2 separate regions of the Mus musculus genome follow, and region 1 is linked to region 2. Evidence: chromatin loops called from intact Hi-C (ENCODE). Cell type or tissue: heart. All regions are shown on one strand. Each heading gives the region's core, and the rest is flanking DNA. Links, peaks and the distances in the headings are about the cores only. Region 1 holds the start of Ankle1 (ankyrin repeat and LEM domain containing 1). Region 2 has its middle 18 kb from the start of Gm38415.

Evidence for each region. Peaks named below come from ENCODE experiments on the same cell type or tissue, not always from the same donor. Only the 100,000 strongest peaks of a DNase experiment are listed, where the experiment ranks them.
Region 1: a loop joins it to region 2, with 3 times the contacts of the local background. A loop is called at or near these places in 3 of 42 quality-filtered maps.

The regions. Positions count from the first base shown.
Region 1 is chr8:71,402,118-71,410,117 of GRCm38, reverse strand. It overlaps Babam1 (BRISC and BRCA1 A complex member 1), which reads right to left. Exons shown (of 9, transcript NM_026636.2): 7 at 7,243-7,372; 8 at 7,056-7,142; 9 at 5,346-5,923. The coding sequence ends at 5,720. Ankle1 (ankyrin repeat and LEM domain containing 1) reads right to left here and starts at 4,106. Exons shown (of 9, transcript NM_172756.3): 1 at 4,021-4,106; 2 at 3,779-3,931; 3 at 3,334-3,439; 4 at 3,145-3,256; 5 at 2,369-2,905; 6 at 2,076-2,247; 7 at 1,294-1,453; 8 at 1,067-1,196; 9 at 1-891. The coding sequence starts at 4,082. The coding sequence ends at 719. Gm39193 (a long non-coding RNA gene) reads left to right here and starts at 4,107. Exons shown (of 2, transcript XR_870504.2): 1 at 4,107-4,242; 2 at 4,399-4,770. In heart, for the core only: CTCF peaks have their summits at 3,274 (motif pointing right) and 4,089 (motif pointing left); DNase peaks (open chromatin) are centred at 3,247, 4,137, 5,057 and 5,887; H3K4me3 peaks cover 1,899 bases; H3K27ac peaks cover 2,050 bases.
Region 2 is chr8:71,216,667-71,232,795 of GRCm38, reverse strand. It overlaps the pseudogene Aprt-ps. Among named protein-coding and RNA genes, the nearest start is that of Gm38415, 18 kb to the right of the region's middle. In heart, for the core only: a CTCF peak has its summit at 8,034; no DNase peak of the experiment used is centred there.

The DNA.
Region 1 (8,000 bases), core at 1-8,000, 180 kb before region 2:
CTGGAGTATGGATAGCCATGGGGAAAAGGACTGTCACCACTAACATAAATGTCAATTCCCATTCTGAGGTGCCCAGGCTGGCCTCCAACTAGCAATCCTCCTGCCTCAGCTTCCCAAAGGCAGGGATGATGAACCATCACTACCAGTGCACCTGGATTATCTCTCTTGAGCTCTTCCTTGCATCAGAAGATGAGACATGGAGACAAAGTAGCATTCCAGAGTACCATCTTGGCTTTGTTGTTGTTTTTTGGTTTGTTTTGGGGGACATGGTTTCTCTGTATATCCCCTGGCTGCACTGGAACTCATTTCTATAAACCAGGCTGTCCTTGAACTCACAGAGCTCTGTCTGCTATTGCCTCCTGAATGCTGGGATTAAAGGTGGTGCTCCAGAATAGCTTCTGCTCCTTGGCTTGTTTTCCTCCCGTGATGGGGAGCTCACTACTCTTCCAGAAGCACCATGTATCCCAATGTTCACTCAGCTTGATTAAGAAATACTGTCACATATTTAAAAACACACACATACACGCACACACACGCGCGCACGCACACACACATACACACATACACACACACACACACACACACACACACACACACACACACACACACACACACAAGAAAACACACTGTCCTCTGAAGCTAGAGCTGGGAACAGTTAGGAACCAGCCAGATGCTCAGACACCTTGATGGCTCAGGATTCATGTCACATCCTCAGCATTCAGCCTCGAGCCTGAATGTCCTGAGGCCTCAGCTCTCTCTCCCCCTCAGCCAGGAAGACCAGCAGAGCACGCTGTAGCAGGTGCACCCCCAAACGCCGACGCCGAGAGGGTGGCCAATGGGCAACCACTCCATAGTAGTGCCCTTGTTTCTGGTTGGTCAGTGTCTGGAGACCTGGTCAAAAGAGGTGAGGTAACAGGAGTGACCTCCGCCCCACCCAATCCAACAGCACATTTGGTACTTGGTAACTGTACATGTGAATGAGTTCATGAGTGGACAGCGAGGGAGAGAGCAAAGGGATTCATAGCTCGGATACCTTTCATGTGACCTCTACAAGCCAGACCCCTACCTAGGGCATCCAACAGACAGGCTTCCCGAGTGTACGCTTCCATGGCCACCACATGCTGGAAGCAGTGCAGAGAGATGATGCCCCGGCCACTAGCCCAGATGTCTAAGATCCGGCGAACCTTGGGACAGACCTGGGGGATAGTAGAGGATCAGCTGGGATCCTAAGCTATCTTCCTCCCAGGCCTGAAGGGTGGCTGATGCACCCCAACCCTGTCTCTCATGCCCCACCTGTTTCCTTGGCTGGTCATGGTAGCCAAAGGCTTCCCAGAGGTGGGCATCTGGTCGGGCTCGGGTTCCCTTGCCCACATAGAAGATGGCTCTCACGAAACATTGCAGACACTCAGCCAGTGTGAGGGAAGAGGCTCGGGCCGGCAGGTCCTTCGTCAGCCTGGGGTACAGAGTAGCCCATGTGGGACCCACATGACAGAAGAGAACAGACTTCCACGAGCTGTCCTCTGACCTCTACATGAGCACCACAGTGTGTGAGCACATGCACACAGTCACATGCACAGAACATACAGTGTGAAAAGGAGGGGTGATGATGGCAGACAGGGAGAATGGCCACTGTACCCACTTCCAGGACACCATAAAATGGGTACTCACAGCTAGAACTGACCCCAGACACCAGGCTGGCCTCGAACTCAGAAATCTGCCTGCCTCTGCCTCCCAAGTGCTGGGATTAAAGGCATGCGCCACCACTGCCCGGCCCCAGACACCATTTCTAAAGGAGGTGGCAAACAGAGAAGACTAATCCCTTCCCTAGGTACACACAGTGAATCAAGAGCAAATTCCTACTGTTTGTTGGGGGTTTTTTGTTTTGTTGTTTTGAGTTTGATGTTACAACCCTGACCTGAGATCACAGTCTGATCTTATAAACCATGAGATGGAGGCAGAAACTATCAGCAAGGGGTAGCCCTTCCCCTACCCAACCAGAAAGGAACTTGCAGAGCGGAGTTTTGCTCTGCACAGTCATCCTCTAATTTCAGCCCCTGGCTTTTCTGTCACCATACCTGGGGTCGAGAAGTAGATACGTAAAACTAGACTTTGTAATGCCTTCCCGCCACTTCTTCAAGGGATCCAGCCGCTGAAAGCACTGAGCCAGGGCTTCCTCATCCACCTGGCAGTCAGGGATGGTGCCTGTCCTTAGTGCCTCCGCCAGTTCTTGGCTATGCCCTACATCAGCTGGGGAGGGGAAACGGATTCAGGGTGGAGGACAAAAGCTGGTGAGGGTGGTTTATCTAACAGCCAAGGCAGGATTCCTGGAGTGTAGCCAGACTCTGAATACCACCACCTAAGGACTCACCACGGCTAGCCTGGGCTTCCTGCAGCCGCCGTAGATAGTGTCCTCTGGTGAAAGGTGTGACGGGTCCAGGGCTATAGCCCAGCGCCCGCAGGGCCTGGAGGAGCTGCAGATCCGACATGGGGGGCACCGAACTGTGGGGGTGCAAAGCCCCCAGATCCCCATCACCAGGCAGTACGGGTTTGTCCGTGTCCCTTGCAGTCAATGTCAGGACCTGCGGCTGGCAGTTGGGTGCTCCCTTCCCAGCTGACACAGCCCCACGGGTTACCCACAAGCCAGCCACTAGCTCCAATGCCCCCCCAGGGCGCCCGGGCTGCAGAGAGTCCTCCACTGCAGTGACAAACGAAGCATCGCTGCTGTAGTCTGAGTTCTCGGTGGCCTCAGAGCTCTGGGGATGCACAGCCACCTCTACAGCCTCCACCTCCAGCTCAGCTCTATGCACGTGCAACTCCGAATCTTGAGAAACTCCAGAAGACTCTGCTAAGGCAGGTCCTTGGCATGTTTCAGTTTCAAAGCTACCCTGGGCTACATGAAACGTCTCTGCATATAGATGTATAAATGTATGGATAAATAAGTAATCAGATATAACACAGATATAAACAGGTATGATATAGACATGATAAATGATATAGGTGCGAGATGACTGACAGGTAGGTAATTGGCATGATAGTTATGTGACCGATAAGATAGACCATGGATAGTGATTGACACGATAGATGTACAAACAGAACTGGGCCGGGCAGTGTGGTAGCCCGGTACACCCCCTCAGTTCCTCTCACCTGTGGGTTCTCGGGTCTCATCAGGCTGGGTGGGCGTGTCCAGCTCCTGCAGCACTCGTGCGCAGTTGTGGTGTCGCTGCTGTAGTGCCCAGTCCAAGGGCCTGAGCCCATCCTGTGCAGTCACCGTCAGCAGGGGGCGTCCTTAACCCACCCTCCTGCCACCCATGTGTGCCTGCGCGGGGTACTGACCTGGTCCCGCAGTGTGGGGTCACCTCCTCGGCTCAGCAGCAACTCCAGAGCACCACAACAGCCCCACGCGGCAGCCACATGCACAGGCGTCAGCCCCTCCGCGGACCTGGGATCCCCAAAGACAGAGGAGAGGTGTGCGGCGTTGGTTCCTTTCCTAGGCAGTCTCGCATAGCCCAGGCTAGCCATGAACTCCTGCTCCTCCTGCCTCAGTTCCCCGTGCTGGGATGACCGGTGCCCACTACCATGTGAGACTCTAATTCACGGTCATCCTCTTGCCTCAGTCTCCCAGAGTGCCAGATGACAGTTATGGGACACCTTGTACCCGACCTTGGAAGCAGACATTTCCATCTTAGACCTGACTGACGCCTCGGACCCGGAGCCTGACGTCCAGTGCCGCTGTCCCAAGTCACGCCTACCGCACCCAGGGACCCGGGCCGCGCCTCACCGAGCATTGGGATCCGCTCCCCAGCGCAGCAGCATCCGAAGGCAATGCAGGGCGCGCGGGTGGCTCGCTCTGGCTGCCAGGTGCACCGCCGCAGCGCCATCGTCCAACACCAGGTTGGGGTCCGCTCCGAGGCGCAGCAGCTCCTCCACAGCCCTGCAGGAGGACGAGCACAGTAGACCTCAGACCTCCTGACCACCCGGGGAGCAGAAGGTCGGGTAGCACCCGGACCCGGCCGCCCTCACCGCGCCTCCTCCTCGCGTAGTGCTGCTAGCAGCCTCAGAGCCAAGCATGCAGTATCGGCCATGTCCCATAGGAGTCACCGCCCTCTGCAGTTCAAATTCGCGCGGCAACTGTCTACGCACGCGCAGCCACGCCCACCTCTGCTTCTGGCCCCGCCCCACGCCGATCGGGATTGACTAGCTGCACCCTACGTCCGGAGCAAGCCAGAGGGACTCCAGGGTTTGGTGCGTACATCTGGGATGCCAGGAGAATTACAGCAAATTCCAGGGGAGCTGGGGATAAAGAGCGGGGCCTCTCTTTGTCTTTAACAAAACAAACTCCTGGATACCCCTGACGGACCTCAAGGTATTCAAAAACTTACAGTCATTCTCCTGTCTCAGCCAACCGAGTGCTGGGATCAGACTCCCGAGGAACAGCATGGCACAGCTGAGTTGGCTGTAGCTCTGTGGAGTAGAGCTTTGAGAGGACCAGCGAGACGGCACAGCTGGTCAAGATGCTTGCTGCCAAGTCTAGTGACCTGGGTTCGATACCCAGAACCCACACATTGGAAAGAAGGAACAGGCGGACTTCGACACGTGTGCCTGGGCCGGGAGCCTGCACAAGCACACGCACGTGTGCACATACACATTAATTAATTAAAAAATATAAAGAGCTTCATTTTCCTTATTTGCAAATGGGAGTACAGGGCTCAACACTAAGTGCCCAATAAATGCAAAGGCCAGAAAATCAAGCTGACCTACTTTTTAAATTAACTAAAGTGTGTGGGTGTTTTGCTTGCATGACCAGAAATGGGGCATCGAATCCCCGGAAAGTGGACTTGTGAGACCCCGTGTGGGAGCTGAACCCGGGTGTTCCGCAAGAACAGCTTGTGCTCTAAATGGCTGAGTCATCATAGGCTCCTGGCCTATTTTTTATGCACCGTTTGATCCAGTGCTTCCCAATGCGGGCCCTGCTAACCTAGAACTGGCCTCCTCATGTCTCAGCCGCCTGTATCAAGGTGAGCCCAACTCCCACCCACTGCCATTTTGTTTTCTATAAATGGAGAAGGTGGACAGGTTGAACCTCTGGTCTGACCTGGGGCTGGGGGGTTCCTGGGTTTCCCTTCCTCTTCTAGGGCGCACACCCTATGTCCCCATCCTTGCCTAGGACATCAGGGTTCCAAACCCTAGGCAGTGATTGCTCATGGCGAGACCACATGGCTACACAAGTTCAATCAGATCAGGATACTGAGATTGGGGGTGACAGGTGTCATCAGAACCCACTTCCCACTTGGAGCTGGGACTTTTGTGTATCTAGGAGGTCCCAAATATGACAGCCATACCAGTTCCACTTTCAATAGATCTTCCCTGTTTCTGGAGGACTTTCTGGATAAAAGAACATCTGGAGTGGGTTCTGTAGGATGAAGAGGAGTTTGGAAAGCGCAGTGAACACCAGCCTGTGGGTTACTCGGATACAGCTGAGCCTGAAGCCATACACCACTGCTTTGTTTAGTGCCTGTTTTCTGTGACATTAATAACAGGTCTCAGTGAGCCCAAAGTGACACCAAGGGTGGGCTCAGGGACCTCAGATTTTTATTCCGGTGACAAAAATAGTCCCAGGAAGAATGAATTTACAGTGGACAGAGTGGGATTGAGCATGGGCCAATAATAGTGTGCCTGCGCTCTCCTCATAGGAGGGTGCGGAGATGTCACATGTCATAGTTCACACAGTGGCTTCCTCTTCTCCAGCCTCCTCGTCCTCCTCCAGCAGGCTGTAGCTCGCGTGGGTCTGGCAGGGTCTTTGCAGCGGGTGGGCCAGCAACTTGGCCATGCAATTGTGCAGCTCCAGGGCAGGACCAGCAAGTGCTACCTCATACTTGTAGCTGGCGCCCTTGGTGTCCAGGCTACCCATGAAGGCAAACATGTCCTGTGGAGGCAGTGCGGACTGGTTAGGGTGATCATCAGTGTGGGAGGCACTGCGGGCTGTTCAGGATGATCATTAGTCCTTACAGGCCCTCCCTGTCCCTGGAGGCCTTCCCAGAGGAAGTGACATCTAGAGTGGCCACAAACTATTGCAGTCAGCAACAGTTCCCAGCATTCTATAAGCGCAGTGTGTGGCTTGGAGGCAGCTCAGTGGACACAAAACTACCTCAGAAAGCTCAATGCAGCAGGGCACATTTAAGCCAGAGGCACTCCCAATGCAGGATGGAAGGATCCTGAAGCCAGAGACCAACCAGGGCAGCTGGGGTACAACCAGAGACCCTGCTTCAAGCCAGAGCCAGAAGGGAGGCCAAGGGCAGCTCCCCACAGGAGGACTCTTCTCTGGGTTGGTGTTTCTGTAACCCAGGCTAGCCTCTTGTGTATCAGTTTCCCCTGAGACTGAAACAGTCCATCCTGGAGGAAAGCCCCTGAAGCAGGAAGGTAAACAGCTCCAAACAGCTTCCCAAGTCCCTAAAACTGAGCAGATGCACTAGGCTCCTCCCTGTGCAAACACTGTGAGACCAAACCAGATGGGACACCCTCATATCACAATCCCAGCCTCCGCCTTTCAGGTGTTTCCCTCAAGGTGAAGGGCTAGAGTCAGTGTGTGCACCTGCCTGGGCTTAGTAGGTGTGGAGGTCAGAGTACAGTCTTTGGGAGTCAGTCCCCTCCTCCCATCATGCCAGTCCTGGTTTTAAACTCAGGTCCTCAGCTTGTCTGCAAGTGCCTTTATCTGACCCATGCCTCAGTCATGTAAACTCGACTTCACAGACTTTCGATCCCTCCTACTCAAGATCACACAGCAAGTTCATAGGTGAAGAGACAACTTGGGAGGGGTTGAGAGGGGAGGATACAGCTGGGGAATGTCAGGAATAGGGCGGAGTGCTAGGGATGGTGTGGCGGGGCTGAGCCTGCTCCCTGGGCTGCCAGAGCAGCGGCCTCCCAAGTCCCAATCACCAGCTCAAAGTGGAAATGTAGGGAATGGTTAATGACTGAAGGACTGGATCAATGGCAGGGAGAGGCAGGCCCAAGTCAGATGTCCCGAGATGTCCCCTCCATTCTCTGTGGTGACATCTCACCTTCCAGCTCATATCCTCTTCCTTCTCCTCAGTGCCATTGTGGATATAAACGATGTCGAAGAAGAAGTAGGGACACTGGAACATCTTCTGCAGTGAATGAGAGGTAGGTGGGTGAGTTCTCTCCACAGCCTCTGCAATCCTGACCCTTTGGTGTCTAACCACTGCCCTCCCTTCCCTCCAGGCTCACCTTCATGGGCTCAGTCAGGGAAAACTGGGGCTGGCAGGGTGGGCGGCTGTAGACCAGGATGGTGCGCACAACATAGGGGGGTGGGATGGTTTGCACATTCTCTGTGACTGGCAGCTCGGTCTTCTGCTGGCTACAGAATGGGGAGGGCTCGGTACCCAGCTGCAATCCACCCTGACCCAGACCCCCCCTCCCAGCAGCTAGAGCTGCGGACGTGAGGGTCTGTATGTGACTTAGTGCCCCCATCTCAGCCAAGTGCCTCAGGCCCAGATCCTAGGGGCGCTACATGTTAAATAGAAGCCAGGGCGGGGGAAATGGGGCTGCAGGAGCCTGCAGCCAAGCCTGGAGACCTGAGCTGTGAGGGCAGGAAGCAGGAGCAGGGGGTTCTCACAAATGACCCCTGACCTCCACACATGCATCATGACACACGCACAGGAAATGCACAATGAAAAGTATTCTCAAAAGAAAAAGAAATTCAAGGGGCAGGAGAGATGGCTCAGTGGTTAAGAGCACTTGGCTGCTCTTCTAGAGGTGAGTTCAAATCCCAGCAACCACATGGTGGCTCACAACCATCTGTAATGGGATCTGATGTCCTCTTCTGGTGTGTCTGAGACAGCGACAGTGTACTTACGTAAAATAAATAAATAAATAAATAAATCTCCTTTTTGTTTTGTTTTTTTTTTTCCCAAGATAGGGTTTCTCTGTGTAGCCCTGGCTGTCCTGGAACTCACTCTGTAGACCAGGCTGGCCTCGAACTCAGA
Region 2 (16,129 bases), core at 4,545-12,544:
CCCCCACTCCCACTTCTTGGCCCTAGCGTTCCCCTGTACTTAGGCATATAAAGTTTGCAAGACCAATGGGCCTCTTTTTCCACTGATAATTCCTCATATTTTTGAACTTCAATCAATTAGGATATGTTGGTTATATTAGTTTTCATATTAAGAGATATTAAGGAAAAGTGATTGTTACATCCTGTTAAATTTCTTGTTAGAGGTGGAATTATGTTTGTGTGGGTTTGTTGAAAGATTACTTTCTTGCTTCTTCTAGGGTGTAGTTTCACTCCTTGTGTTGGTGTTTCCTATCTATTATCCTTTGTAGGGCTGGATTTGTGGAAAGATATTGTGTAAATTTGTTTTTTTCATGGAATATCTTGTTTTCTTTGTCTATGGTGATTGAGAGTTTTGCTGGTTATAGTAGCTTGGGCTGGCATTTGTGTTCTCTTAGGGTCTGTATGACATCTGCACAGGATCTTCTAGCTTTCATAGTCTCTGGTGAGAAGTCTGCTGTAATTCTGATAGCTTGCCTTTATATGTTACTTGACCTTTTCCTCTTACTGCTTTTAACATTCTTTCTTTGTTTACTGCATTTGGTGTTTTGACTATTATGCGATGAGAGGAATTTCTTTTTGGGTCCAATCTATTTGGAGTTCTGTAGGCTACTTGTATGTTCATGGGCATCTCTTTCTTTTGGTTAGGGAAATTTTCTTCTATAATTTTATTGAAGATATTTACTGGTCCTTTAATTTGGGAATCTTCACTCTCTTCTATACCTATTATTTTTAGGTTTGGTCTTCTCATTGTGTTCTGGATTTCCTGGATGTTTCGGATTAGGAGCTTTTTGCATTTTGCATTTTCTTTGACTGTTGTGTCAATGTTTTCTTTCTTTCTTTCTTTCTTTCTTTCTTTCTTTCTTTCTTTCTTTCTTTCTTTCTTTCTTTCTTTCTTTCTTCCTTTCTTCCTTTCTTCCTTTCTTCCTTTCTTCCTTTCTTCCTTTCTTCCTTTCTTCCTTTCTTCCTTTCTTCCTTTCTTCCTTTCTTCCTTTCTTCCTTTCTTCCTTTCTTCCTTCCTTCTTTCCTTTCTTCCTTCCTTCTTTCCTTCCTTCCTTCCTTCCTTCCTTCCTTCCTTCCTTCCTTCCTTCCTTCCTTCCTTCCCTCCCTCCCTCCCTCCCTCCCTCCCTCCTTCCTTCCTTCCTTCCTTCCTTCCTTCCTTCCTTCCTTCCTTTCTTTTTTTGTCAATGTTTTCTATGGTCTCTTCTGCACCTGAGATTCTCTCTTCTATCTCTTGTATTCCATTAGTGATGCTTGCATCTATGACTCCTGATCTCTTTCCTAGGGTTTCTAACTCCAGGGTTGTCTCCCTTTGTGATTTCTTTATTGTTTCTAGTTCCATTTTTAGATCCTGGATGGTTTTGTTCTTTTCCTTCGCCTGTTCGATTGTGTTTTCCTGTAACTCTTTAAGGGATTTTTGTGTTTCCTCTTTAAGGGCTTCTAGCTGTTTACCTGTGTTTTCCTGTATTTCTTTAAGAGAGTTATTTATGTCCTTCTTAATGTCCTCTATCATAATCATGAGAAGTGATTTTAGATCTGAATCTTGCTTTTCTGGTGTACTAGGGTATCCGGGGCTTGCTATGGTGGGAGAGTTTGGTTCTGATAATGCCAAGTAATCTTGGTTTCTGTTGCTTGTGTTCTTATGCTTGCCTCCCACCATCTGGTTATCTCTAGTGCTACCTGCCCTGGCTATGTCGGACTGGAGCCTGTCCTTCTTATGATTCTGGTTGTGTCAGAACTCCTCCAAGTCAAGCTGCCTCTGTGATCCTGCGATCCTGAGATTCTGAGTGTGTTTGAGCTTCTGGGAGTCAAGCTCCCTTTGGGACCTTGAGATCCTGGTGTGACCAAGCTGCTGTGATCCTGTGATCCTCTGATCCTGGGCATATTAGAGCCCCTTGGAGTGGAACTGCACTGGGTGTTGTGGGGCTGGCTGCAGAGTTTGTGCCTAAGGTCTGCTTAGGGCACCGGCCCAGACAGACAGCAATAATGTGTTGTAAAGTGAAAAAAATAAGTAAATTTTTAAAAAGATCAGAACAGTGCATATATATGATGCAATATATGTGTGTGTATATATACATATACACATACAAATACACATGCATCTTACATATGTACATTTAGGTGTACAAACACACACACATACACAAATAAAAAACCCTTTTTCACAATATGGTGTTACATAGATGTCTTTACACCATTTGTACATCTTGTACCCAAGAAAGGCAGAAGAACGCATCAGATTTCCTGGATCTGAAATTATGTGTGGTTCTGAGCCAACAGATGTGGATGCAGGGAACCAAACTTGGGCATACATCAAAATCGGTACTATTGAGAAAACTCTGCAGTTCCCAAATGTGCCATCATAATGCAGAAATGAAGACAATTCATTACTCCTTTTATCTTCTATCACTTAAAAGTGAAGAAAGTTTTAGATTCAAGAGATTTCTACTTCTCTGAAAATGAATTCTCCATTTTGCCTCATACTTTAATTGCTAACAAAAATCTCCTGAAGTCTGTTAAGGCACCAAAACTCGTTGTTGATCAGAGCTGAGGTCATCTATATTGCACTAGGAAAACTCCCATAACTTAAAAAAATTCTTTTTTTTTTTGTGGGGAGAGGAAGTTTGAGACAGGATTTCTTCACATAGCCATAGATGTTCTGAAACTCACTATGTGGACCAAGCTGGCCTAAAACTCAGAGAGATCTTCCTGCCACTGGTCCCCAAGTGGGGAGATTACAGGCATGCACCACAATGCCTAGTTGTGATGTTTTTGAAATGGCCTATCTTTGATCAGAAGATGAAAGCATAATGTAAAATTTAAACAGAAACCATAACTGTTTTGAGGAAAAGTAACACTTTTTGAAATTCAACAATTTATAGATTTCAATTGGTAAACTATTTCCTATGTTATCAATATTTTGGATTTTTTTGGTTATTTTCATTTTTAAAGTTTTAACTGTGTGAAGACATTTATTCCAGGAGTGTATAAGGCAGTCAGAGGAAGTGTTACTGGTGTCAAATACCAATTTCTTCTCTGTAAGTTCTCCAGATGAAACCTAGACATTCAAGTTCAGCTGAAAATTATCTCGCTGGGCCTTATGTGTGTTTAACTGTTATATATGTGTTGGTGTGCAAGTGTGCATATGCCAGAGCCCAAATGTGGACAGGAGAAAAACACTTGTTAGAGTAATACGGGTCTCACAGAAACTGAATCAGATCATCAGGTTTGGCACCAACCAACTTTATCCACTGAGACTATATTTTGGCATTCATTTGTGCTTCTGAGAAAGTGTTATGAAAAAGTGTTTTGTCATCTGAAAAAACTGACAGGATCCCAAAATTTACTGCACTGTAAATATAATTTTTATAAGCAAAAAGTATTTATTATTCAAATTAGCTTGTGCCTCTCTATCCCTAGATGTCAATATGTTCACAGTCTGGAAAAGAGATGTTTTACTGATGTACTGTTTCTATTAGTTTTCTTCAAGCACTAGTGGGAAATAATTTGTGTGTGTAAGGCTGGCAACCTCACCTTGATCACTATATAAAGAGAGCCAAAAGAAGACCCCACAAGTGGTACATTTACATAATGGAGTACTACTCAGCTATTAAAAAGAATGAAATTATGAAATTCCTAGGCAAATGGATGGACCTGGAGGGTATCATCCTGAGTGAGGTAACCCAATCACAAAGGAACTCACACAATATGTACTCACTGATAAGTGGATATTAGCCCAGAAACTTAGGATACCCAAGATATAAGATACAATTTGCTAAACGCATGAAACTCAAGAAGAACGAAGACCAAAGTGTGGACACTTTGCCCCTTCTTAGAATTGGGAACAAAACACCCATGGAAGGAGTTACAGAGACAAAGTTTGGAGCTGTGACAAAAGGATGGACCATCTAGAGACTGCCATATCCAGGGATCCACCCCATAATCAGCTTCCAAACGCTGACACCATTGAATATACTAGCAAGATTTTGCTGAAAGGACCCAGATATAGCTGTCTCTTGTGAGAATCTGCCGGGGCCTAGCAAACACAGAAGTGGATGCTCACAGTCAGGTATTGGATGGATCACAGGGCCCCCAATGGAGGAGCTAGAGAAAGTACCCAAGGAGCTAAAGGGATCTGCAACCCTATAGGTAGAACAACATTATGAACTAACCAGTACCCCGGAGCTCTTGACTCTAGCTGCATATGTATCAAAAGATGGCCTAGTCAGCCATCACTGGAAAGAGAGGCCCATTGGACTTGCAAACTTTATATGCCCCAGTACAGGGGAACGCCAGGGCCAAAAAGGGAGAGTAGGTGGGTAGGGGATTGTGGGGGTGGTATATATAACACATATATAACTTTTGGGATAGCATTGGAAATGTAAATGAGGAAAATACCTAATAAAAAGTAAAAAGAAAAGTAAAAAAAAAAAAAGAAGACCCCACAAGTTTGTCTTCCAGTCTATACATATTTGTCATGGCCTACAAACCCACAATCACATTAAAACACACACACACACACACACACACACACATACACACACACACACACACACACACATCCCCCCTCACAACCAAGCAAGATATGGTTTCAAAAAAATAAATCATACTTCTTATATTATCTAACATCTCTAGATAATTTTGTTAGGAAGTAATTTTTCAAGATGAAATGCCAATTGTATAACTGGGGCATGAAGAAGCATGGAATGTCAAAGAATATATACTTATTGTGGTGGTTTGAATAGGTATGGCCTCCATACACTCTTGTTGGAGGGAGGGTGTCACTGTGTTGTTAGGCTTTGAAGTCTTATATGACCAAGCTATGCCCAGTGTGGCATCAGTCTCCTGCTGCCATCAGATCAAGATGTAGAATTATGGGTTCCCCCTGCACCATGATTTCATGCACACTGCCGTGCTTCCTACCAAGGTGATAATGGACTAACCCTATGAAATTGTAAGCCATCTCCAATTAAGTGGTTTCCTGTATGAGTTGCCATGGTTATGGTGTGCCTTTACAGCAATAAAACCCTAGCATGGTACCTAGACATCATTCTTGTCATATTTTAGCAAAGAATGTGACTGATTTTTGCTCTGGTCCAAAGTGTCTGCATGTGGCAAAAAGTAAAGAGTTAGATAAGTTGCAATGGCATGGAAATCTCAAGAGCCCAGTGTAAATTCTATCCTGTAGTTCCCTCTTATGAACAACATTTTGATGAAATAGAGGAAACTTCTCAAGGAAAGTAAAAAATTTATGATTCAAGGATTAAAGGGAAGCCAGGAAATAGAATGGAATTAATTCCTGTGTTCAAGAAGATAACCCGATTAAAGATATTAAATGGAGTTGAGAGAGTGGTGACCTCAGGGCAAAATTCCACTCAGTTAAATAAACTTCCATCCTTGAAAAAAATTAAAGAGCTTATGTCCATGTATGTTTGTATGTGCCTTCAATCCCAGAACATAGGAGACAGAGGCAAGCACATTTATGAATTCAAGGCCTGCCTGATCTACAAAGCAAGTTCCAGGTAAAGAAAAGCTTAGGTCCAAGAATGGTGGTATACACCTTTGAGCAACTACAATACTCATGAGACAGAGTCATGCAGATCTCTGAGGTCAAGGACGGTTTATAGAATAAGTTCTAGGACAAACAAGCTTAGAGAATGAAGAAAATTATGGAAAAAGTGAAACCTAATAAAGATGTTATAAGACAAGTGGGCCCCAGCAAGCAGCCTTGCTTCAGCCATATAGCTCTGGATTTAGCATCAAATATGTAAGTCTCTCTGTGACTAAGAAAAGCCACTGATGCAAGGAATCTATCAGGGTTGTCCTGCATGAAGGCCCAGAGAAGCCAGTGTGTGAATGGGAATATAAAATTCCCCCCTGCTACTTAGGAAAGATGTTGAGGCCAGGTATGTGGCAAGGGTGTCCCTGCAGGCAGAGCCAGAAAGGCCATTGGGTAAAGCTGTGAAGGTGAAGCCTAGATTACCTTGGACATCCCAGGATACTAGAGATACCAGAGCTATGGGAAATTTGCTGAGGGAAGCTACTAATATTGGGGAACCAGCTCAAGAGAAAGGAGTATGTTTCCATCACCAAAGCTGAAAAGAGTTGGAGATCTGAAGAGCATTAGACATGGAGATGCAGAGTTTGGAGTTTGCCAAACAGGTTTTTTGGTCTTCCTTTGGTCCACAATTTCTGCACTTTGGAGCACTAAAGTATATCCTGTGCTGTTATATGTTGGAAGTATGTGATCTGTGGTTTTCCTTTCATTCTATAATGGATTACACTTAAGAGATTGCATGAATCTTACAGCAGACTTTGAAAGTTTTTACTTTTAAACATTGTTGAGACTATGATAGACTATGGGAAGTATTTTATCTGTTTTTTATTTTCATTTTATAGGGGATTACAGTTAAGATATTGCATGAATCTCAGAAGAGAGTTTGAACTTTGTACTTTTATGTATTGGTGAGACTGTGAGGCTATGGGACTTTCAAAGGTGGATACAGGCATGTTGTATGCTTCACACCCAGCAGGTCTGATGAAGGTGGGAGTAGAGGTAGCAGGAGAATGGAGGTTTTCTTGGGATATCAGGCTGCTCAGGGTAGCTCTGCTCCAGAGGACCCATCAAGGATGGGTTGGGGAAGGGAAGCTCACCTGTATGGATCAGGCTCAGCAGGTCTGAGGAAAGGGGGAGGAAGATTATCTTGTCTGGCCTCAGTGGGAGAGGAAGAACCTAGCCTTGAAGAGATTTGAAGTGCCAAGGCAAGGGGATACACAGGGGGCCCCCTACCCATTTAGAAGAGATATGCATGGGGGATAGGGGAAGAATTATGGGAGGGGTGACCAGGAGGGGGGCAGAAAGTGGGATGTAAAGTGAATAAGGAAAAAACAAAAAATATCTGAGAAAACCACAATTTTTCCAATAAAAGAAAAACTTATGTTGTATTGTGTTATGGCGAAAAGCCTATGAGGACCAGGAAGTTGAATGGGGTGGCATGAATAAGTATGGACCCCATATGCTTTTCCACAGGAATTCTCAGTATTAGGAGATTGCTAGAATATGTATGGCATTGTTGGAGGAAGTGTGTCACTATGTAGGTGGGCTTTGAAGTCATATATGTTCAAGCTTCAAGTAGTGTGGTACACACACAGTCTCCTTCTGCTACCTGGATTAAATATATAATTCTCAGCTTTATCCCCAGCAACATGTATGTCTGCATGTTGCCATGCTTCCCACCATGATGATAATGGACTAAACATCACAGAATGTAAGCCAGCATCAATTAAATGTTTTTTATTATAAGGGTTCTCTTGGTCATGCTGTCTGTCTCTTCACAAAAATGGAAGCCCTAAGAAAGACATCCATAGAATATCAACCAATGTTACAAGATATAAACATGAATGTTAACTATCCTACCTTAAAATATCTCTAACAAATACATGAAAATGCTGCTTTAAATACATACATAAGGTATTTCATGTTTCTTATATTATCTTCTATTAAGAATTTTAACATAAGCATTACTAAAATGTGTTGACAAAACAGCATACACTGGCGATGACTGGTATTCAGGAGGCTGACACATGAGAATCATGACTTGAAATGTAGCCTTGACTAATTATTGATATCCAAGCCAGGCTGGATTAAAAACAACATCTCAATGGAATTCATGAAAACATGAAAAAAGAACCTAGTAACGACATCCTCCACTCTTTTGTAGACACACTGACTTGAAAAGTGTGATCACAGAAATGAAATGAACAATTGACCACTTAGATGATGGGAATCCCATTCTATACATTTTAGCAGAAAAATTTATATAAGCAAATGAAGGGCAATAAAATTAAAACAAACCACTAAACAAACAATTTACATTCATCACTGTTTTTCTCATGCAAACCTTCATTTGTATAACCTAGATGATGAGGCACCTAAAGGCTTACTTACAATTCCCAATTTGTGGTATCATTTGGAAAGACTTAGTAAATGCCGCCCCTACTGGAGGAAACATGTCACTGTCTCTCCAGTATGTATTCTTTTATGACTTCAGAGATGACCTGTTGTGAAAGCTTTACTTCATTGTTGGATTCATAGGGGTTTTCTCCAGTATGTGTTCTCCATGGTTTCGATGATATTTGTGAACTACAAAGGTTTTACCACATTTATTTATAGGGTATTTATAGGGTTTCTTTCCAGTATTTTTTCTTTCATGCATTTGGAGACTATTGTGTCCTGAAAAGGCTTTACCACTTTGATTATATTCATAAGGTTTCTGTGCAGCATGTGTTCTTTTATGACTGTGTTGTGAAAACGGTATGGGTCCTAGCTTCTCCCTGCCTTTCAGGGAGGTTCGCTCCACCAAGCTCACACATTCTACCACCTCAGCCGGTAGCTAGTTCAGCAGCTCACAGGCCGCACACATGGTTCCTCCAGTGGCCGGGAGATCATCCACAACGACCACTTTCTGCTCGGGTTCTAAGGCATCTTTCTGGATTTCCAGCTCAGTCTTCCCATACTCCAGAGCATAGGAGGCTGACGCAGTGGGGCCCCACAGCTTCCTGTGCTTCCAGATGAGGACACAGCCCAAGCCAAGCTCTTGAGCTAGGGAAGGGCCAAAAAGGAAGCCCCTGGAGTCTAGACCTGCGATGTAGTCGTTCTTGCATTGTGCGTGGACTTCAACTGACTGGCCAGGAGACTGATGGAGGCTCAGAAGAAGTACGGGGCGCGATATCCCTGAACAGCATGCCCGGGATGGGGAAGTCAGGGAAGCTGCCAATTCACAGTGCCACCAGCTGCAACTCAGGTTTGGACATGGCTCTGTGTGAGTAAGAGGAAGGGAGGAGGTCAAATACATACTTCTTTAGAGATATATCTGTATTATTCTGTTGATTTCCACACTTATTCCATGACACAGAAGTTTTAAAGGAAACTGAAAAGGAGGTTCACCCTTGCCATTTCTGGGCCCTTTAAATAGGATATAGACTTGCATGAGAAATGTCTATTAACAGATATACAGACAGAGACAGACAAACAGAACAACAGTACTGAGCACACATTAGAAAAACTGTAAGAATGATTACTAACTACAAAAAAGGATGGGCAAGCTGGGTATATTGGCTCATGCCTTTAATCCTATCACCCAGGAGGCAAACACAGATGAATCTCATTAAGGTGGCAACCAGACTAGTGTATGGAATAAGTTCAGGACAGCTTGAGATAAATATAAAGAACCTGCATCCTGACTCCCCCTCCCCCCACAGCCACATAAACAATAAAAGATAGGCAAAAACTCTGAAGGGCTCACTGAACTTCTTACAAAGACTTATGCATCCACTCCAGGTCTGTATTCATCTCCCAGTAGCCTGAGTGCCATGGTTTAAAGTGAAGGAATAAGAAAAAGTTACTAAAAGGGAATGCATGTTCAAACAGCTAGAGATGGGCAGATGAAAATATATGCAATGTCATAAAAAACACATAGGGCAAGAGCAAGGAAACAGGAATTAACAGCACATGGACATACAGAGATACCCAAAGGGAGACTATGCTGGAGATAGAAATCGTAGGAAAGAAATCAGGAACCACAGATGTGAGCATCAGCAACAGAATACAAGAGATGGAAGAGAGAATCTCAGGTGCAGAAGATTCCATAGAAAACATGGACACAACAATCAAAGAAAATGCAAAATGCAAAAAGATTCTAATTCAAAACATCCAGGAAATCCAGTACACAATGAGAAGACCAAACCTAAGGATAATAGGTATAGATGAGAATGAAAATTTTCAACTTAAAGGGCCAGTAAATATCTTCAACAAAATTATAGAAGAAAACTTCCCTAACCTAAAGAAAGAGATGCCCATGAACATACAAGAAGCCTACAGAACTCCAAATAGACTGGACCAGAAAAGAAGTTCTTCCTGACACATAATAATCAGAACAACAAATGCACTACATAAGAATAGAATATTAAAAGCAGTAAGGGGAAAAGGTCAAGTAACATATAAAGGCAAGCCTATCAGAATTACACCAGATTTTTCACCAGAGACTATGAAAGCCAGAAGATCCTGGAAAGATGTTATACAGATCCTAAGAGAGCACAAATGCCAGCCCAGGCTACTATACCCAGCCAAACTCTCAATTCCCATAGATGGAGAAACCAAAGTATTCCATGACAAAACCAAATTCACACAATATCTTTCCATGAATCCAGCCCTTCAAAGGATAATAAAAGGAAAACTCCAACACAAGGAGGGAAAGTATGCCCTAGAAAAAGCAAGAAAGTAATCCTTCAACAAACCTAAAAGAAGATAGTCTCAATGAAATTCAAGAAGAACGAAGACCAAAGTGTGGACACTTTACCCTTTCTTAGAAATGGGAACAAAACAGCCATAGAAGGAGTTACAGAGACAAAATTTGGAGCTGTGACGAAAGGATCTAGTGACTGCCATATGCAGGGATCCATCCCATAATCAGCTTCCAAATGCTGACACCATTGCATACACTAGCAAGATTTCGCTGAAAGGACCCAGTTATAGCTCTCTCTTGTGAGACTATGCCGGGGCCTAGCAAACACAGAAGTGGATGATCACAGTCAGCTATTGGATGGGTCACACGGCCCCTAATGGAGGAGCTAGAGAAATTACCCAAGGAGCTAAAGGGAACTGCAACCCTATAGGTGGAACAACAATATGAACTAACCAGTACCCGGGAGCTCTTGTCTTTAGCTGCATATGTATCAAAAGATGGCCTAGTCGGCCATCACTGGAAAGAGAGGCCCATTGGACTTGCAAACTTTATATGCCCCAGTACAGGGGAACGCCAGGGCCAAAAAGGGGGAGTGGGTGGGTAGGGGATTGGGGGGTGGGTGGGTATGGGGGCCCTTTGGGATAGCATTGAAAATGTAAATGAGGAAAATACCTAATTAAAAAAAAAGACTTAAAGCAAGAATGGATTTCTAAAGCAGATGTCTGAGCCTATACTTACATAGCTGAAGCACAAATGATGCTAAGACCAAAGTTTCGTAACTCTAGTATGATTACCCTAGTTTTGCTGTCAGTTTCAATAAATTTTAATGTCAGTCTTTTTTTGAATCTCACTGCTCCTTCAGAAAATGAAAGCTTAGCATCTTGGTGAGCTTCTCTTTCTATGGCAGAACCTATGACTGACATCAATCAATAGCGTAATGTGAGGTTATGCTAGAATGAAGAATACTTTAACAAGACATTTGTTTTGTGGATATTGTAGACAGTAAGATACATGTGTTTATGTGTGAGCATGTGTGTACATGTGTGTGTGTGTATGTGTGTGTGTGTGTGAACCCAGATGAGGGACTAGGATCTGGACCTCCTCTATCGTAGGTGGATAGAGAGAGAGGGCATGGCTAGATAATAAAGATAGTGAAATTCCATGATGGCTGGCTACTTCCTTACCCTCTTGAACCGAGATAAAAGCCTAGAGACATAAATTAAAAGCCTTTTAGACTTCTTTCTTCTGCCTCTAAGCCTTTGCGGCTGGATTTTTGGGGTGCGCTAGTCTTCCTGCTGATCTTTTGAGCTGCATGTCTACTGCATGTGTGCATTTCCTCACCCCTAATAAAAGCCTTCCTTGAAACATGAAAAAAAATTTCTCGCAAACCGAATCTAAGAACACATCAAAAAGATCATCCATAATGATCAAGTAGGCTTCATCCCAGAGACAAGACAAAACCACACGATCATCTCGTTAGGTGCTGAGAAAGTATTTGACAAAATCCAACACCCATTCATGATACAAGTCAGGAATTCAAGGCCCATACCTAAACATAATAAAAGCAATATACAGCAAACCAGGAGCCAACATCAAACTAAATGGAGAGAAACTTGAAGCAATCCCACTAAAATCAGGAACTAGACAAGGCTGTCCACTTTCTCCCTACCTATTCAATATAGTAGTTGAAGTCCTAGCCAGAGCAATTAGATAACAGAAGGAGATCAAGGGGATATAAATTGGAAAGGAAGAAGTCAAAATATCACTGTTTGCAGATGATATGATAGTATATATAAGTGACCCTAAAAATTTCATCAGAGAACTCTTAAACCTGACAAAGAGCTTCACTGCAGTAGCTGGATAAAAATTAACTCAAACAAATCAGTTTCCTTTCTCTACACAAAGGATAAACAGGCTGAGAAAGAAATTAGGGAAACAACACCCTTCACAATAGTCACAAATAATATAAAATACCTTGGCGTGACTCTAACTAAGGAAGTAAAAGATCTGTATGTTAAGAACTTCAAGTCTCTGAAGAAAGAAATAGAAGAATATCCCAGAAGATGGAAAGATCTCCCATGCTCATGGATTTGCAGTATTAATATAGTAAAAATGGCTATCTTGCCAAAAGCAATTTACAAATTCAATGCAATCCCTATCAAAATTCCAACTCAATTCTTCACCGAGTTAGAAAGGGCAATTTGCAAATTCATCTGGATACAAAAAACCTAGGATAGCATAAACTATTCTCAATAATAAAAGAACCTCTGGTGGAATCACTGTGCCTGATTTCAAGCTGTACTGCAGAGCAATTGTGATAAAAACTGCATGGTACTGGTACAGCAACAGACAGGTAGATCAATGGAATAGAATTGAAGACCCAGAAATGAACCCACACACCTATGGTCACTTGATCTTTGACAGGGGAGCTAAAACCATCCAGTGGAAAAAAGACAGCATTTTCAACAAATGGTGCTGGCACAACTGGTGGTTAGCATGTAGAAGAATGCACATTGATCTATTTTTATCTCCGTGTACAAAGCTCAAGTCTAAGTGGATCAAGGAACTCCACATAAAACCAGAGACTCTGAAACTTATAGAGGAGAAAGTGAGGAAAAGCCTCGAAGATATGGGCACAGGGGAAAAAATTCCTGAACAGAACAGCAATGGCTTGTGCTGTAAGATCAAGAATTAACAAATGGGACCTCATAAAATTGCAAAGCAATTTTTTGTAAGGCAAAAGACACTGCCAATAAGACAAAAAAGCCACCAACAGATTGGGAAAGGATCTTTACCAATCCTAATCTGATAGGGGACTAATATCCAACATATACAAAGAACTCAAGAAGCTGGACTCCAGAAAATCCAATAACCCTATTAAAAATGGGGTATAAAGCTAAACAAAGAATTTTCAGCTGAGGAATATGGAATGGCTGAGAAGCACCTGAAAAAAATGTTCAACATTCTTAATCATCAGGGAAATGCAAATCAAAACAACCCTGAGATTCCACCTCACACCAGTCAGAATGGCTAAGATGAAAAATTCAGGTGACAGCAGATGCTGGTGAGGATGTGGAGAGAGAGGAACACTCCTCCACTGTTGTTGGGATTGCAAGCTGGTACAACCACTCTGGAAATCAGTCTGGAGATTCCTCAGAAAATTGGAGATAGTACTACCGGAAGTTCCAGCAATTCCTCCCTGGGCATATACCCAGAAGATGTTCTAACTGGTAATAAGGACACATGCTTCACTATGTTCATAGCAGCCTTATTTATAATAGCCAGAAGCTGGAAAGAACCCAGATGTCCCTCAACAGAGGAACGAATACAGAAAATATGGTACCTTTACACAATGGAGTACTACTCAGCTATTAAAAACAATGAAATTCTTAGGCAAATGGATGTATCTGGAGCATATCTTCCTGAGTGAGGTAACCCAATCACAAAAGAACACACATGATATGCACTCACTGCTAAGGGGATATTAGCCCAGAAATTTAGAATACCCAAGATACAATTTGCAAAACACATGAAACTCAAGAAGAAGGAAGACCAAAGTGTGGATACTTCAATCCTCCTTAGAATATCTCTGGGGACACTTAGCACAATGGAGCTTCCAATCAGTCCCCAGTGTCTCTGCCAATCCCTGACTTACCTTAGAGACAAAAGCAGGACCATTGTCTGATCCAATTACCCTGGGCACTCTGAACCTCTGGAAAATTTCTTCTAATATCTTCTTGGCTACCAGAGTAGCTGTTTCCTGCTTGGTGGGGAAAGCCTCAATCAATCCAGAGAAAGTATCCGCAAACACTAGAAGGTATTTGTAACCATATTTCCTGGCTTAACTTCTGTAAAATCGACCTCCCAATATACTCCAGGCTGTTTTCTCCAGGGTCTTTTGCCCTGTTTGCTCTTGGCTGCATAAGCATTCACTTGCTGGCAATACCTGACACTGTTCTACTATCTTTCTGGCCCAAAACCTGAGTCCTATTATATATACTTAAGATCTCTTAACTGCTTGGACAAGCTTTTTATCCCCTAAATGAGTCCATCTGTGCATTTGGCCTAGTAAGTCTTTTGCTTGCTTTCTGGGGAGTATAGTTTTCTTTCTTGTGTGTGCCATTGTCCTTTCTTCTCTAGGTAGTAGTTGGTATGGTGACTAGCAATCTGAGTCCTTTCTTCTTCTACATATATTTTAAGTGAAGCCATCTCTTAGTTCAGTCCCATTTCCCAGCAGGTGTTTCTTGTAGGCCCATAACCAGGATAGGTTCCTGCACAGCCACTTGATCTGCCTGGTTATTTCCCCGGGACACTGAGTTTCTTCCCTTCTGATGTCCTGGGCAGTGAATAATACTCACAGTTGCCAGCTTCAGCAGGGCATCCAAGAGATCCAAGATTTCTTGTTTGTTTTTTTGTTTCCTCTGATGTGAGCAGTCCCCTCTCTTGGCACATAGTCCTGTGGACGTGGGCTGTGGCAAAGGCATACCTGCTATCCATGTAGTTGTTAATTTTCTTGCTGGCTCCAAGTTCCAAGACCTTGGTGAGGGCAATTAGCCCCACTTTCTGCTTCAATGTGCCAGGGGGTAGAGGTGCCTGGAGGTGGGGGAGGGTAGAGGTTCTGCCCAGATGACATTTGTGCTGTCCACCACAGCAGTATCTGGTCATCTCTGACCTTCATGGGGAAAACTACTTCTGTCTGTAAACCAGGTAGCCTCGGCTTTTAGCAGGGGTCAGTCAAAGAGGTCTCTCCTTTTGGGCCAGTTAATTGTGGTCCATCAGGCAGGAAGTGTATCTGGGCCTCCATTTTGAAGAGTATGTCTCATCCCAACGGAGGATAGGGACAGTCTGGGGTGACCCAAAATGAATGGGATACCCGACTCATCACTAGGTCCACTGTTCTTCATGAATACATTTTGGTTTCTTGGATCCAAGATCTTTTCTTGGAAATGGGGCCATCGGCTTGGAGGACCGAGGGCTGAGCCCTTGTGTCTACCAAGAATTGAATGGGTTTCCCCTCCACTCTCAGAGTTACCTTGGCTTCAGGGAAGGGATACAAAAATCCATCTCCCCTAATCACCGTCTTCACCCAGGGCTAACACCTTTGTCATTTGGGGGCACTTTTCCCAACTTCTGGGATTTCTTCCTTCAGGCTTCCATTTGTTAGGGCATTCTTGGGCCTAGTGGCCTCTCTCTTTGCAATATGTGCACTAGTCCTTTCCTGTCTTCTATTTATTTATTTATTTGATTTTTAAAATTAGTTTTATTATTTAAATGCATTTTATACATCAAACATATTAATAATATTGAGTGTTTTGGGAATCAAATAATACATAAAAATTTGTCCAACTTTTTTTTTTTTTTTTTTGAGGCAGGGTTTCTCTGTATAGCTGTGGCTGTCCTGGAACTTACTTTGTAAACCAGGCTGGTCTTGAACTCAGAAATCTGCCTGCCTCTGCCTCCCAAGTGCTGGGATTAAAGGCATGCACCGACACACCCAGCTTGTTCAACTTTTATATTCGTATCCTTTCATACCCTAAAATATCATTAATAAATATTTAATACTATCCATAACTAAGGATCCTATGTCTAATGTTGAATACACATTGTTTCAAAACATACAAAATATTCTTTGTGAATTAAGCATAGTAAAAGAGCATAAAATATTAAAAGTGAATCATTAAGAATTATATTCAAAGACCTTATATGATACCACCAGACATAGTGAGAGAGTGTTTAAAATGCATTATATATCTGTGTACCTTGTCTAACAATTGGTTTACTTAAGAAAGATTGTCAGTGTTTCTAGGAGAGAAATTATTTTAATAGTAAGTATATTTATTTAAGAAAAAA